2 separate regions of the Mus musculus genome follow, and region 2 is linked to region 1. The links are chromatin loops, found by intact Hi-C in ENCODE. Cell type or tissue: left cerebral cortex. All regions are shown on one strand. Links, peaks and the distances in the headings refer to the core of each region. The heading gives the core; the rest is flanking DNA. Region 1 holds the start of Fbxo4 (F-box protein 4). Region 2 overlaps Oxct1 (3-oxoacid CoA transferase 1).

The links. A loop is a pair of places that touch in the nucleus more often than their neighbours do. Peaks named below come from ENCODE experiments on the same cell type or tissue, not always from the same donor. Only the 100,000 strongest peaks of a DNase experiment are listed, where the experiment ranks them.
Region 2: it touches region 1 in a loop (2.5-fold over the local background); 6 of 42 quality-filtered maps call a loop at or near these places.

What each region holds. Positions count from the first base shown.
Region 1 is chr15:3,974,957-3,983,428 of GRCm38, forward strand. It overlaps Fbxo4 (F-box protein 4), which reads right to left and starts at 4,617. Exons shown (of 7, transcript NM_134099.2): 1 at 4,286-4,617; 2 at 2,806-3,041; 3 at 801-1,021. The coding sequence starts at 4,468. It overlaps AW549877 (expressed sequence AW549877), which reads right to left. Exons shown (of 6, transcript NM_145930.3): 6 at 7,079-8,472. In left cerebral cortex, for the core only: a CTCF peak has its summit at 3,489 (motif pointing left); DNase peaks (open chromatin) are centred at 4,586 and 5,105; H3K4me3 peaks cover 1,238 bases; H3K27ac peaks cover 1,572 bases.
Region 2 is chr15:4,039,673-4,048,144 of GRCm38, forward strand. It overlaps Oxct1 (3-oxoacid CoA transferase 1), which reads left to right. Exons shown (of 17, transcript NM_024188.6): 4 at 7,793-7,928. Among named protein-coding and RNA genes, the nearest start is that of BC037032, 17 kb to the left of the region's middle. In left cerebral cortex, for the core only: a CTCF peak has its summit at 3,665 (motif pointing left); DNase peaks (open chromatin) are centred at 3,077, 3,419 and 3,611; H3K27ac peaks cover 205 bases.

The DNA of each region.
Region 1 (8,472 bases), core at 1-8,000:
GCCAGAATAAACATTCTAAAATGAAATTTTGATTGGGCACTCCACATGCTGTTGTCATTGCTTACCAAGCTCCATTCTTTCTAGATTTAAAGATACTTCAACTACGTCCTAAACGTTCGGAACTTTGTGCTTTTTTCTTGTCTTAAGGGAAGGTATCTCGTAAGCCTGACGTCTTAGGAGGCGTCCTCTTCAAGGTACAGCGTTCTTTGGTTGTTGTTTTCTATTCCGAATCAAGTGATTATAGTCTAGTCACCTAGATACTTGTCTGTGTCATCACTTAGATCTATTGGTTTTTGTGGAAGACCCAGATTTGTTCCAAATCTCTGTATATATACAATGAGCAAAGCATATCTTACATTCCATCCCTACTTATGTTAACGATACATTCCCACCTCACCAAGAGGCCACATGCTGTTTCATGGATTTTTTTTTTCTGTACAGGGGAGGTAATGATATAGATCCTTTTTTAAAATCCCAATATATAAAAATTAATTTGCAAATCTATATTCAGTGGTTTTCTTGGTAAATTTCTCTCAGGATAAACATGAGAAATTTTGAAATTTATTTCTGTTGAAATTTATTTTTAACATATAATTAAATTCTAAATTATAACAACTTGAAAAACTAAGAAAAAAGTACTTCTTATACTAATTTTTTTCCCATTTAGTAGGACCGGGGCCCATTCACCAATTTCTATATTTCATTACAAAATTTAATTTTTAAATGTCTCTCTGTTTAACACTAATGTCAAGCTCCAAGTACTATTATGACTATGTATTGTATATTAACATGAAAATTACCATCAATCTGTCTGTGAGGTAAACCAGCAGTTGGGCAAAGGTCCTCAGAAGACATCAAACTCAACACCAAGGATGTGTTCAGTTCTTCCAAACCTGGTCCAAACATAGCAAACCGGGGTTCATTCTGAATGATCAGTGAGTGTAAGAAAGAGGTAACCACTCCATACATAGGACGGCTGGCTTTCAAGGCTCTTCGCGTATATGGACAGCACATTTTATAACTGCATAAAATTGTCACAATTAGAAAATAAAATAGAAAACATTTAACTTGCTGTTCATTTGAGAATATATCATTTACTGAGTCCTCTGTAAGACACAGTAATGTAAAGATTATAGTTTCAACCCTCTCAGTACAGGATAGATACCATTTTAACATGTATGTAGATTGCTGTGACAAGGAAAAACACAGATGCTAGAGAGTGGGGGTGGTCATAAAACTGCGGAACCCTCCCTAAGGAAGACATTATTTACTTTCTTTAATTTAGTTTCTTCCATAAAAGACGTGTTCTAATGTTTGTTTGAATAGTTGAAACTCTTCCTGAGAAAGGTTTTATCCTATAGTCTGTGGCAGTATCTGAACAATTTCATGTTCACATTGGGGAGGAGAAGGCTGTGATAGTAACAGCGACTCAGTAGAACCATAGATGTTAGCACATGTCCTACAACTTCCAGGACAGTCCCCCAAAACTGTTCCAAAATGTCAATAATGCTAAGATTGAGAGCCCCCATAATAAAGATATACTGCAGATACTTAGCGTTAAATCTCAGAAATGTAAAAACATGACTAAAGCCACTATCAAGCTTCATAATCACCCCTTTAGTAGTTTCCACATAAGAGTTGATTCAAAACACTAAATAAAAACACAGGGAGGCCCGACTAGACCTTGCTGAAAATTAGCAAAATAAAATCACGTGACAGAAACCATGATGGCCCAGCAGGTCCAGGGCTTGTTACCAAGCCTGGTGACTGGAATTCAATCCCAGGGACCCACATGGTGGGAGCAGAGACTGGACTCCAAAAGGTTGTCCTCTGACCTCCATCTGTAGCATGTAATATGCGTACCCACCCACATGTACATACAAAAAAAATAAGAGTAATTTTTAAAGAGAAATGCCAGTGGAATTTGAGATTATCTATAGAGATCATATACATTTTGATCTAGTCGTCTCCTGTTATCTGACATGATAACTATTGTCTGGGATGGAGAGATTGAGCAAGAAAGTAGAGGAGGAAATCCTATATGTAGCTACTGAATCAAAGTAAAACCATTCTTAGAGCCAAAGGACAAAGATTCTTTGAATTTGCTTTATTATGATTTAAATGTGGAGTTCACAATAAAGCAAGTTTTACCTATGTACAGTGACATATTCTGAGGGTACACAATAATATTAACCAATTCTTTACACCCTATATTATATGCAAACCATGTAACTTCTCTGGCCCCCTACATCCCTAACACAAAGATAAAGTCTTTAGGTTGGAAAAGGACATACCCAGAGCAGACGCCCATAGAATCCAATATGCAGCATTTGCTCAATAAAAGCAACTTTCTCATGTACATGATACTCAAGAAACTTGGAGGCTTTCAGGCAGTTAAATAATAATAATAATAAAAAGTATTTCATGTAGTCTTAAAAACAGTCTTCTTCCCCATCAAAAAGAACTGTTTCCTGATCTTTGGAAATTCTTCCTCTGAGTATGAATATGCATATACAATTTAACATAATGGAAAGTACTACAAATATTATGAGAAGTTTAAGAAAATTTTTTTTCTTGTCTACCATACCAGATATAATTAATCAAATACTGGTTAGTCACCACAGGAAAATAACAAAAGATTAAAGCTCTAAGGGACCTATGAAAAAAAGTCAATTAGCTCAAGGCCTAATTTTAACAAGGGGCATTCAGACAAATCCTATGCAGCAAGCTAACGTCAGGGTCAGAACTAATGTGCACTATTTAGAGTTTAGTATCTCTTGTCAATTCTCAGAAATAGATACTTACACCTCCATGTAATCAAGACAAGTGCTGTCGGTGACCTCAGATATTGGCTTTTTTAAGATCTCTAGATCTGGAAGTGACTTCCAATCAACCGAAGACCAAGAAGGGAGATCCCGCAACAGAAAGTATCTCCAGAGAATTGGGTCTCTTATAGTTTTGTTCCAGTAATGATCTGTACTTCCCAGCTGGCACAGATCGTGGGGTGAAAGAAACGACAAGATATACAACTGCACATCAACCTGAAAGAGAGGCAAGCAGCATGAAAGAAAGAGGTCATCTGTCTGGGGCAACTGTTTGCGGTGGCCTAATCAGTAAAGAATCATTGTACTGAAGGTCGCCTGAATGACTGGTTCTTTAAAATACATAAGTCTATCTTAACATCCCTCCACCAATAGAAAATTCAAAACTAAACATTTTCATCCCTAACACACCTGAAATGTTGCAAACTCAAGCTCTGCCTTTCTATTTTTCAAGCAAAGTAACCAGTTCCTTTCATTTCTTTCCATGAGTATGTTGATGTACCAGTTACTAATTTGTTCTTCAAAAATAAATGAGTGTCAAGTGGAGATTTTTTTCAAGCTGGAGAGATGGCTCAGAGGTTAAGAGCACTGGCTGCTCTTCCAGAGGTCCTGAGTTCTATTCCCAGCAACCACATGGTGGCTCACAACCATCTGTAATTTGGATCCAGTGCCCTCTTCTGGTGTGTCAGTGACAGTGTACTCACATATACATAAAATAAATAAATAAATAAATCTAAAAAAACAAAGTGGCGGTTTTTCTGATTTTATCACTAGATCAAATGAAAGCATGTGAACCTGTCATTTGAATTTCTCTCTATAGAGTATTAATCAGGTTCCGAGGACACCTGAGAGAAGCTTGGAGGTAACCTAAGCCTGTGGCTTTCATTTAGAGTGAATGTCAGTGGGATGTACTAATAACCCAACTGAGATAAAGGAATTGTCATCAACAATGTATAATCTATTTATTTATTTATTTATTTATTTATTTATTTATTTATTTTATCTTTCTCTGAAACTTTAAATTGCATGCATCCTCTTTGCAGCCTGACCTAACTTGAGGTACTTGTAACTTTACTGGTTTCAATTATGTGGCAGTTTTGTTGCTTTGGATATGTCAGAGTTGCTTGCTCTAGGCGACCCCCCCCCCCCCCTAACTGGAATACATTGACTAGGGATTAAAATGTGCAGAAGAAAGACACTGGAATGCCTTCCAAGCTAACCCACTTCCTTCATCAGATTTCCAGACATCCAAATAGGATGACTGACAACCTGTGGGTGATCTCGCTGGTCATTAGTGAGTGTTGTAGTGCGACCTTGGTTGGCAGGGGGATACCAAGAGTTACCATCAAGGCAATCCTGGCCACTTCACTTCCAGGCGAGCACACACCCGGAAGTGGCTGCCCTGCCGGCCCAGGCCCCCGGCCTGCGGCGGTCTCTGTGCGCGGCCTGCGGCCTCGGCTCACCGGCAGCCGCGTCAGCGCGCTCGTCTCCTCCGCCGCCTCCTTCCGGGAGGCCGTCGGCGTCGCCCGCTCCTTGGCCACCGAATACCAGAAGGTCCTCCAGCCGCTCAGGATGGCTGCCTCCAGGCGGCCCCAGTCGCTGGCGGGCGGCGGGGAGCCGGCTCCGCGGGGCTCGCTTCCAGCCATGGTCGCAGGCTCCGCGCGACACCGCGGGGCGCACGGGCTCCCCAGCCGCTCGGCCTCCGCCTCCGCCCCGCTGGTACGACCCGGGCTGGTCGGTTGGGCAGGGCTCCAGGCCGAGGTGGCCCGGAATGACTCACCCCGTTAGCCCAAACCCTCCCACACTACACATCCTCCGGGTCCCTCCCTGCCTCTGTGCGTCACCACAAGGACCTGGGAGCTAGGGCTTGTTGAACAGCCACCCTTTTTCTGAAATCTTGCTTCCCCTTAAGCGTTAGATATTAAGTAGGCTGTATGTGTGCTTCTGTGTTTTGGAATCAGCAATCTACCACTTGGAGTTGAGCAAAAACTGAGCCCGTGGAGGCTATCAGGAGCCTTATGTGTTATTAAAGATAACCTTGGCTGACTAGAACATCGTGCTGTGGAGAAACTATTGTAGATGGGAAGCCAAAACTGCCTCAAGCGTAGCTCTTTTAATATTAACTTCAATCTGGTTTTGGTCTAACCTCATGAGGTTGGGTGAAACTTGTAAGCTTTGCTTAAAATTTTATTTAACTACATGTATGTGGATATATGCATGAGCACTCAGGTTCCAGCAGAGGCCACAGGCATCACAAACCCTGGAACTGGAAACCACACCCTTGAGAGCCACCTACTCAGGCCCTCTGAAAGAACAGTACATTCTTATAACTGCTGAACCATCTCTCAAACACCTGCCCCCTTTACCGATTTTAAAGTAAATAATGTTGTAACATCTGAAAGCCAGGCAAGATGTAGCCAATTTTATCTAGGCTGTGTACATAATGCCCTCATCAGCGTAGGTGGTATATGTATTTGATGTATGGTCTTTGTTTTGTGGCTATAATAGTTCTTGCAACTGCTTCCACAACTTGGTGTGCCAACCTGAATCCAATCTCTGGCCATGGCCACTCACATTTTGCTTGCATTTACTTCCTCAAACTCCATTATTAGGTATTTTCTACCAAAATGGTGAGTTTAAGCCCACGACAAAAATGTACATACACTAAAAAATTGTTCAATCAATGATCTATCATAAAAGGTCAGAAGAAAATTTGATAGGAAAGAAAAGCCTGGATGTGGTACTATTAAAAGCCATTAGTGAATTTTTAATCTTCCAAAAGTGATGTCTATTCTAGTAACTTTAATCATAATCAAAAAGAAATTTAAGAAATGAGAGGTAGGCTATATAACAAAATATTATATAGCACTGGATATAGTTTTAGGAAAGACACAAATACCTATTTGGTAGCAGGTTATCAGTCTCTTTAAAGTAGATTACCTCACTTAATCTAATCCCCAAACCCATTCCACATCTAGACTTCATCACGGGAATACTTCGGATTTAGTAGTCACGTGTTAAATTCTTTAAAATCTTTTAGAATAATCTAGTAAGGATCACCACGTTATAACCTGAGGTGTAAACCTTGTTCTGGAGAACATGGAAGATGGGCGGAGCCCACATAATCTATCTCAAAATCACTGTCAACCTTTAACCACTTACTATTCCAAGATGGTTTGTTTGTGTTTTGCTTTGTTTTTTGTTTTTTGGGAAAACAGTTAAATTTTATCATCTATATACAACTGGTTTAATATCAATTGTCAAAACATTCTACATCTAGTCCATAGGATATTTAAAAATTAATACCATTTTACAATCTTCGAAGTAGAAGGCAAAGGCCACATCTTTTAAAAACACGCTAGGCTACAGGAAATAGTTGCTAGTATATAAATATGAAAGTAACACAGCAATAGCTGCATGTAACAGTACATAATGCTCAGTAGTGGACCCTAGACACTTTTCACAAGGGCCCTTCATTCAAAATGCAGTACCTGAAGCTCCAAATGAAAAGTAACAGACATTCAATAAAGCTGGAAGCTGGGCAACTGAGGGTCTGTCAGAGCATACATTTAAAAATGATTATTCTTTCCTATGACATTGCTCAGCAATGAGTAGGTCAACCACTTGCTCAGATTATCAGGACAAGGGGAAAGACTTATGAATTAATTACTTATATGGCCTTTCTCCTCTCTAAACTGTGTTTTGTATTCAGAGAAAGAAAATTAGCATAAGTCATTTTAAGTATGAAGAAATGAAAATGCCACTGCTTTTATATTACAAGGAAATGTGACTTATCTACTGAGCGAGGAAGAAATCAGCTTCATTATAGAATTGTTAAAACATGGCTCAGTACTAAGAGCTCCTCCTGCTTTTGCAGAGGATAGGAGTTGGGAGTCCCTCGCACCATCAGGTAACTTATAACCATCTCTAATTCCAATTCCAGGGGATCTGAGACTCTAGCCTCCACGGGCATGGGCCACATGCACCCACATGCACACACACACACACAATTTATACATACTTAAAAATAATTAAAAATATATACTATTTAAAGACAGAAAGACTTAGCAATTGACACAGTTCCAGTTAGGAAATGACAGGGTTGTGATTTACCTCAGGCCTTCTAGTTCAAGAACTCACAATCTGAATCATTATGCTACTCTCTTTGAAAGTTACTAGGACCAGAAAGAAGGTATTCATAAATTAGGACAGAAAAGTGATGCAAGAATAAAATATAAAAGAAAGTAAGAAACAAGTAGGGGGGTTTCGTTTTATTTTATTAAGTATATGTTCCAAAACACTGTAGCTGGAACATGTCACTAAAATTTGCAAAAACAAAACTAGGAAACACCGGCATAGTACATAATGAATACTTTTAATCCTGGCTATCTTAAGCTTATGTAGACATAATACTTTTATAATCTATTTCCTTTTATAGTAAATGAATGAAGGGTAAGTAATACTAGAGGACTATTGAATCCTGGACTCTGTGACAGATGAAATATCCTCATGGAGTTATAAAGGGGCCCCAGGAGACAAGCAATCTACAAGCAGACCAAGTTAGTAGCGGTGGGTATTTAAAATGTCATGAAGATAACTGGAAAACACCTTCAGACACAGTTCATACTTTAATGAACATCACAAGACTGAGCACAAGATTGTGAGGCTGGGAATGTATCTTTTATGGTGGCCTCTTAGTCATGACTTTCACCTTTTTCCACTGTAAGCAAAGGATAAGGGGATGTCATGATATGTGACTTAACATGAAATAATGCACAGCAGCCAGACAGCCTATAAACATAGCAAGAGAGACAGGCTCTTAAATCAAGTCTTAAAGTCTACTCCACATCAGAAAACTCACACTGAGTAAAGAGTGATAAACGTTTAAGGATTGTGGGAAAATCCTGTAACATTTTACATTTAATCAACAGCAGAGAATTCAAACCGAAGATAAATTTTCACTAGACGCAGGAAAGCAAAAGCTACCAAACACCAGCATGATATAATACATACGCTGTGTCTATATTAAGTACCTCTTACTGTAATGTTTCCATACAATGCTACTTCATACTGTGTTTAAAATAATAGGGAAGTAATACTAAAGACAGTACAGAGTTTTGGTTTCTGTGGAAAGATGTAATAACCGTATAGAAGATAGAAAAGGGAACTGGGCGGTGGACAGAAAACCACCTCAAGTGAATAAAGAACCCAAGACCTTTAGGCTGTAGGCATCAGAAACACCACGAATGAGAAAGCCATTAGATTCAATAAAAGGAGGTTTTAAGAGCCACTTCCTTAGGAAAATCTTCAGATGTACTGCATACACAAGGCATCAGAAAAAACAGGATGGAAATTGAAGACAGTGCTTAGATGGATCTTTCTAACCACTCTAAATACAATAGCACCATCTCCACGTCACAATAGTCCCCTACACCCTGCTAAGTGTGTTATCACTTGGCATACTGTACATTCTTCCTCCACTAAAAGCCTGTAACAGGAGGGTGTTTATATCCTCAGTGCCTAGGACAAAATATGGCATGTTGTAGGCACATATTAGCTATTGAAAGGGTCTATTATAGGCTTATTGTTATGTGGAGTATTTGTTATTTTGAGGTTACTTCATTCTAAATAAAACAATTTACTCATCAAG
Region 2 (8,472 bases), core at 175-8,174, 65 kb after region 1:
ATATAAAAGAGTGGGATATAGAAGATTCCCTGCTTACTTGGAGGTTCATTGGTTAATTCACTTAGTTACTATGTAAGTATGTATGCTTCTGACTTCTTATGTATCATATGAATCAGGATTAGGAGAATTTTGAGGGTATAATGAGGAGCCCCTCCCTCAAAATAAAAATTCTAGTTGTGTGCCAGGCTCTTCAAACCCGGAGTTAAATGCAAGTGGACTCTGCTTTGCTGTATGCCTTGTTTTATTTCTAGAGTGGCTGCTCTGACCTCATTGAGCAGATACTGGCCACGTTGTCTTGACTGTGAGCACTCTTTAGGGCTTTGTTATTTTGTTTGGGAAGGGCCAATGATGTCCTGTGATGTGTGCTTGTGTTTATGTGCTTAGCTCATGAAAGACTTTATTTGCATCATGGGATCGAACCTTACAGCCACACATAATGTTTTTCTTTTATTGTTATACTTCTGATACTATCAGGGTAATTATAAATTATATGATTGAGATGAAAATGTGTTCCTAAATGAAAGCAAAGGAAGTAAGATTTCCCCAATACTTACGTTTTTAAAATAATTATTTCCAGTAAGTGAAATTTTAGAAAGTAGATATTTAAGAGAGTATTTTGGGTTTTTTTTCTCTCCTTGAGACAGGGGTTCTTTGTATAGACCTGGCTGTCCTAGAACTGGCTCTGTAGACCAAGACCTGGCTGTCCTAGAACTGGCTCTGTAGACCAGGTTGCCCTTGAACTCAGAGAGATATGTCTGCTTCTGCCTCTGGAGTTTTGGGTTTCGTGGTACCACACACATGGCTTCAAGAGGTTAAATTTCAGATTCAGAAATTAAATATTTTCAGAAGATGGATGTCTTTTGTGCAGTGTCACATTAACAGATCTCCACAGATTTTTGGCTTTAGAGTTCTTTTAACCACTAAAATGTCCAATCCTACAAAATTCAGAGCTTTCTTTCTTTAGGTATTCTAGAGAAATGTTGGCTTCTGGAAGTAAGCAGTACAATCTGTTGGAAACTCCATCAGCATCACCCTCAGTATTGAGAGCACAGAGCCCACTAGCATCACCCTCAGTATCGAGGAGCAGAGAAAGAAAGAAAGGAAGGAAGGAAGGAAGGAAGAAAGAAAGAAAGAAAGAAAGAAAGAAAGAAAGAAAGAAAGAAAGAAAGAAAGAAAGAATCACCCTTAGTACCAAAGAGCACAGAGGCTCTTTCATGCTTCTTTCTCTATTAGAAATGGCATGTCCCCATTTGCCCTGGGGTTCACATCTTTGGTCTTTGTATCATGAGCCATTAGGTGTTAGGGATATAGCTTACTTATTATTTTATTTTTATCATCCATGATGATACTATTACATCAGACAAATGTGTTCTCTGAGGTCATGCATTAGAGACACTGCAGAAAGACACACTCTGTTTGTAAGCGACTAATAGACTTTTCAAGGCCTAAGCACTGTTCTTTATCTGTTCCAGTTGTTGAGAATCTTAGGCATTGCCTTGTTGCTATGCCAGGAGACTAGTCTAAAACAAAGCAAAGGCCAAATACATAGTCAGCCCCAGAGCCAAGATCAGCAAATACAGAAGGTAATCTTTAAATAGAGCCAAAATGTGTAATGTGTTGCAAAAATATACAGAAACAGAGAGGTGTGAAAGAGTGGTCAGAAAACTTCCAAGTAATGAATGACCTACTGTGTTTGGGTTTTTAAAATGGACTCTGTAGGCTTAGAGGGAGCTTCAGACATTTAAAATTACAGAAACCAAATGGGCTTTTTTCTGATTGTGATTTTATTAGTCATAGCTCAGTATATTATCCCTGGTAGCTGAGGAGTTTACCAAAGGTACTCCTTTAAAAGGACAGATTATAGTGGCACGAAAGCAGCATGACCCTTAAATAACCCTGTAGACAATAACAGAAGGGTACTGTTGTCACTGGTGTGTGCCTGGAGGCCTTACGAGAGCCAGCATTTAGTGGTTTTATACATAGAAGGTGGGGAAGAGAGCGTGAGTATTACTGATCCTGCCATCACTGTTCTCTGGCCCCTAATCTCTCTGATAGTGCCTTCCCTAGGCTCACCCCAAGCAGCAGGCAGTGGCCAGAGAGCTTCTTGGTTCATGGTGGATGTTGGCCACCCTGGCTACTGAACTGACTGGAAGCTAGCACTGGACCCAGAGGGACATGTAGGGAATACAGAGTGACTGAGCTGGTCAGCTTTGATGTCACCCATCATTCACTGAAGGACTGTTTGGACTGGATGAGGGCACAGGCAGGGGATCCTGTAGGGCTGAAAGCTAGCTGAGAGCGAGCAAGGATCCCTGAGGGATTCCCTTTCTGCTCTTGACTGTGATCGGGATAGTTTAATGTCCTGCCTTGTCTTTCCTGCGATGGGGGACCATTGCCCGCCTGGAATTCTAAGCTAAACGCATGCTTCCCCCTGCCCTTTGTCAGGCTGCTTAGTCACAGGATAGTTCATTTCTGTTCCAGAAGCTCTGGCTGGAAGGGGCATGTGAAATGCAGCAATACATTCTTTTGACAAGTGCTCACCAAGTATTTCTGCAGTCACCTTTATTTGTCATATAGCTGACAGGTGCTTGGGATGCAGAAGTGAAAGAGAAAACAGAAAACAAAACCAAAACACACTACCACTACCACCACGACCACCCCTTTCCTCCTCCTCCTCTTCCTCCATCCCTCCCCTCCCTCCCCCCCAGCACCAGCAGGGTATGACCTGTCACAGACCTTCTGTTCTATTTGGGAAAGACAGATAATAGGTAGTCAACATAAAAATGGGCAAATTTTCTGATACATTGGAAAGCTGTGTAACATGGGGTAAAAAAAGGAAGCAAGTAAGCAAGAGGATTGGGAACCAAGTAGGGAGGCTGCTGTCAGCAATCAGTGGTGTAATCAGGATGATGCTAAGGTCGCCTCTGAGCCCACACTTGAAGGATGTGAGAGAGGAGCCAGCCGTGCAGAGAATAGTTTCAGAGACAGGAAAAGGCCCTTGGGGAAGCATGTCTGGCAGGACCTGGGGAGCTGAAGGGACAACAGAGAGGCAGAGAAGTGACAGAAGACTAGCCCAGCAGGAATGATGTCAGAGACAGAGAAGGCGTGCAATTGGCAGGCTTTGCCTGCTGCTCTAGAGCACTTTGCTTTATTCCGAATGAAGGCTACCTTTGCAGAGTGGTGGCCCTTTCTACTTCTATGTTTTATAAAGTGTTATTTGGCTGCCATATTCAAAGTAGATTGTAGGGGCAGAAGCAGAAGAAGCAGATGAAGCAGATGAGGTTGCCCTAAAAGATGGTACCAGGTAGAACGGGGAGCAAGAAACGGTTTGATGCCTAAACAGGTTGTGGAGATAGACTTGGTGGGTGGAGAGTTAAAGATCACTCCTCTAGGTTTCTTTCTGCCCATCTCTAGGAGGGAGCTGCTGAGCTCTGCTGCGCACCAGGCTGCTGAAAGAAGCTAAGTTAGGAGGGGGAATTGCTAACGTCAAGCAGGGCCTGAGTCTCAGGAGCAGGTTAGAGGAAGGGTGCTTGAGGAAGGGCGTGGAAGAAAGAGAAGGAGGAAGAGGAAGGAGAAAGAAAACCAGAAGAGAGAAAGAACAGAAAACTTTACTCACTAAGAAGACAGTATCTCCGGCACCTGGAGCCCTCTAGTGGACAAGTATGTTATTAACCCATAAGGCTGTTTCCCCCTTTAAAGAAGTTTTCAAAGTAGGAAACTATGGGGTGGGGGTTTGCTTACTGTCTTCTGTACTTAGGGGAAGATTGGGTAGATGAGAAGCCACAGCCCTGCCACTTCCCCTCTTTGCCCTGGGTGAGGTGAAGTCGATCTTGTGTGTGATCTCCTTCACGGACTTCATTGGAACCTGTTAACGGAAACTGCACCAGGAAGGGAAAGGAAATGCTGCTTAGCCTTTAATTTTCTTTTATAGAGAGAGAGTGAGAGAGAGTGAGCGAGAGAGAGCAAGAGTGAGAGTGAGAGAGAGCGAGAGAGAGCGAGAGAGAGACAGAGAGAGAGAAAAGAAAGAGAGAGAGAGAAAGAAAGAGAATGTAAATTGTATAGGTATTTTTATGCCTCTGGTGGGTAGGAAGCACAGATTTCTGAATGATTAACAGTTTCTCGTTAACTGTAGGCCTCGAGGGATGTGGTGTGCAGGATGCTGTGGGGAGGGGAAGAGCAAGCCTACAGATCATGAAGGAGCCCTGTGAATCGGAATGGGCACTGGTGAGCCTGTTAACAGAACATAGGCAAGTGGTCGTTGAAAGAAATGCTAGTAGTTTGTCCCACAGGCTGCCATACTTAACACCTTTGCATGTTAAACATGTGGGATGTTGCTAGGGGCCATTGGATTAATAACCCCAGTTCACTCTTCTGTTAGGTCCCGTGTGTCTGTGCCAGGCAGCTCAGCTGGATGAACCGTCTCCCCAGTGTCTCTTGATTGAGCGACCCCCCTCTTCTCCATTGCTGCCGCCTCCACCTTAGTTCAGACGCTCACCGTCTTTGACCTTTCGCTGATCTCCCTGCCTTTGATGGGGTTTTCAGAATCCATGGTATAGCCTGTCTCCTGTCAGCTGAATTGCCATCTAATCGCCTGCCATCTTCTGTCCTTCAGGATGAAGTCCCTCCAGGCAGATCACAATCAGGCCTTCCTCCCACTCCTGCCTCTAGTCCACATGCTGTTCCTTCTGAGCCCTGAGCAAGATGCCTCCTGCCTCAGGATCTCCATCTCTGACCTTGTTCTCAAACAGTGTTTTCTTTGGATTCTGTGTATTTTCACCTCTGTACAACCTTTTCCCCTTGCTAGACTTTCTCCACCCCCTTCTCCATCTGTGGTCCTTGATCTTCTGTGTTCCCATCATGTATTCTAAAGACATCACTTAACACATCCCTCCCCTCTGCTGCAATTACAGGCTTCCTGTTTATTTCCTCGGAACTCTCAGGTCTACACAGGGACAGGCATAAGCCTTCTCTGGGCTGTAGCCACACAGGCTGACATCCCTTCTCTAGGGTGGAATAAGCACTCAGTCTGGGCTTGCTGGATGAGTGAGTTGTGCAGACCACACAGCCCAGCAGAACGTGAATGTGGCCCTCAAGAGGAGGAAATACAGGCCGCTGTTTCTAAGAAGATTTCACAGTCAATCTCATTGCAGTTTTTCACATAATTTATTTTTTTATTCATATTACATCCCAGTCGGAGCCCCCCTTCCTCTTCTTCTCCTAGTCCTGTCCTTAGAAATCCCTCCACCCATTGTCCCCTCCCCACTTCTCTTCAGAGGGTTCCCACCTTGGGACTCTCATGGCAGTTTTATCCTTTAAAAAAAACTGTAGATACCTAATATAGAGTGATATAGAAAACTGACCCTACATAGATGTACCAAAGGGACTTTACAAGCTGAGTGGCCATGTAGCCAACACCTGTACAAAGAACACAGGACAGGATCAGTCTCCGGAAAACTCACTTCCTAATGCCTGCAGTCACTTCAGTCACTGGGAAGTTGTCCCCCTGCCCCATCTACATTATGGACACTTTGGACCACACACGTTAATCCTGTCAAAGTCTGAAGCCCTCGTAAAGGAAGTGATTCAACATGCACACGTTTGTGAATAGCTTTTTTTACTCAGTGTTCTGTCTAAGTCTGTCCGTGGTGGCTAGTGCAGGTCCACTGTGCAGTCTCGTTGCTGTATCTGACTGAGTTGTCTGGATAAACTATAACTTATCTATTCTGTGGATGGGCAGGTGGGAGGCTCTCATTTTGCCTGTAATGGGCACTGTGTTGAAGGATGTATTATATATGTTGTCTAGTGAGCATTAAGTATGAATTCTGGTTTGGTAGAGACATGAGAGGAAATGATGATTCAGTAGCATAAGGATGACTGTTTTCAGGGTTGTTGTTGTTGTTGTTATTATTATTATTATTATTATTAGTGTCAGAGTATTATTTTTTCAATGCTAACAGTGTCCCAATGCCACTCCCTAAAGTGGTCGGTATACATTCATCTTAGCACACGAGAAAAATCCTTGTGTTTCATGCCCTTGCCAACTGACATGTTTTTTTTCTGTTTATAAATCATTCCTTTGTTGTCTAGATTATACAATCATATCTTTGTTATATAATCCTATTTATTTGTTGTTATCAGTATGATTTTCACTGCCAAAAATATTTGATCCTTAAAAGTAGTTTTCTATAGCCAGCCCTTGGCAGGTTGAGGTAGGAGGGTCCTATGTCCCCAGCTGATGTGGATTACATAGTGAGACTGCCCCAGACAGACATACCAACCTGCAAAGTTTGTTTTCTCTCTCTCATTGCCTAGTGAAGTTCCAGAACCTTTGAGTAGGAGGGAAGCTTCCATTCAATAATTCGTCTATCTTATAACAGAAATTGTGCTTTAAAATGTAGGTACACCATATACAGTTACCAAACCCAGACACTATTGTGGATACCAACAAATGCTTGCTGACAGGAGCCTGATATGGCTGTCTCCTGAGAGACTCTGCCAGTGCCTGACAAATACAGAGGTGAATGCACACAGCCATCCATTGGACTGAGCACAGGATCTCCAATAGAGGAGTTAGAGAAAGGACCCAAGGAGATGAAGGGGTTTGCAGCCCCATAGGAGGAACAACAATGTGAACCAACCAGACTCCCCAGAGCTCCCAGTGACTAAACAACCAACCAAAGTGTACACATGGAGGGACCTATGGCTCCAGCTGCAGATGTAGCAGAGGGTGCTTTGGGGGTCATCATTGATAAGAGAGGCCCTTGGTGTTGTGAAGGGCCCAAGTGTAGGGGAATGCCAGGACAGGGAAGCAGGAGGGGGTGGGTTAGTGAGGGGGGGGGTAGGGAAGGAATGGGATAGGGGCTTTTTGGAGGGGAAATGAGGAAAGGGGATAAAATTTGAAATGTAAATAATGAGAATATCTAATAAAAATGTAGGTACATTTTTTCTTTGAAAATATGATAGAAATAAAGAAGAAATATATTCATCTGGAGATATAGTACTTGCTTCATATCTAAGAATAATCTGAGTTCTTTAGAGTATTAAACCGAAATATATGTATTGTAAGAGACATAGGATTCATTTTGCTACCTGCAGTCTTTTTGTTTGAGAGGATTGAGAACATTCAAGTATGTAACTCTTGTTAGGTAAATGTCTGTGATATAGGACAAATGTTCTTAGACTTATGTATAATGTGGGTCATATTTCAATGAGTGTGCGCATCTTTATCTTAACTCGAGACCCGTACCTTCCAGCTGGACACAGAAAGCCTCTGCACAGCGCTTTGGGGTGTTTTCGAAGCATCTTTGTTACGTTCTCTCTCAAGTCCACTTTGCAGTAGGAGAAAGAATAAACGTGTTCTGGAGCTATGGGATGGATGTGGGCTGGAGAGCAATAGCTCTGCCCTTTACTCTCTGAGATCTTGAGGAGGGGGATTTGAGATAGGATTTTACTGCATAGCGCTGACTGACCTGGAACTCATCTGAAGACCAGGCTGGCCTCAACCCCAGAGCTCCACCTGCCTCTGTCTCCCAGGTGCTCGGATCTCTGTCAGCTTTTTAAGCTGTACTCTCCCCACCTGTAAAATAAGGACATCGAGCAGCCTTGTGAGGTCTTGCAGTGGTGAGGGGTGGAAGGAAAATGTGAATAGAATTTTTTAGATTTCTTTTCCTCCAAAGTATTAAATTTCACATCTTAAAAAAACCAAAAACCAAACAAACAAACAAAACCCAAGATATTAACAGTGTTCTGTCAGACAGTCTCATGGTTATCAATTCCCTTCCTCTCCTTTTAGGGTTGACAACTTCGGCCTGGGCCTTTTACTTCGATCCAAGCAGATAAAACGAATGATCTCCTCATATGTGGGAGAAAATGCAGAATTTGAGCGACAGTTCCTTTCTGGTGAATTAGAAGTAGAGCTGACACCTCAGGTAAGGAAGTCTCTCTGCGGTTGTTTCACAGTGCTGGTTTATAGAAAACTTCCATTTTTCTTTCTTAAATTTTTGTTGTTGTTTAAGACAGAGAGATGGTATTTGGTCCAACCAAGAAATTTTGTGTCTAGGTCACTTCTGTTGGCTCCTGGAGGATTAATGTTTTCCAGATCTGTGGAAGATTAGGTATTTCTAAGTAGAAAATATTCAAGCTGCTGGATACAATTTTTAATATGACAATACAGTGTCCATGGAGTCAGAAACAAACAAAATGACTTGCTGAAATATCTGAGATTATACTAAAAGTCAGAGTTGATGAACGTCAGGGTTGGAAACTTCTTTATACTTATTAAAGTGTTTAAACTAAAAGAAGATAATGTTTCTTTCCTCAACCAAGTGGCGCCATGCCTCTCTTTCATCCTTCTTTGCAGCTTCAGGGCTGGGGTGGGAGGAACACTGATGAGGTAGGTGATAGGGACTGTCTTTCCTTTGGGGAAGCAGGGTCACACCAACAGGGGTTTTGTCAACAGGGGTTTTGTCTTCA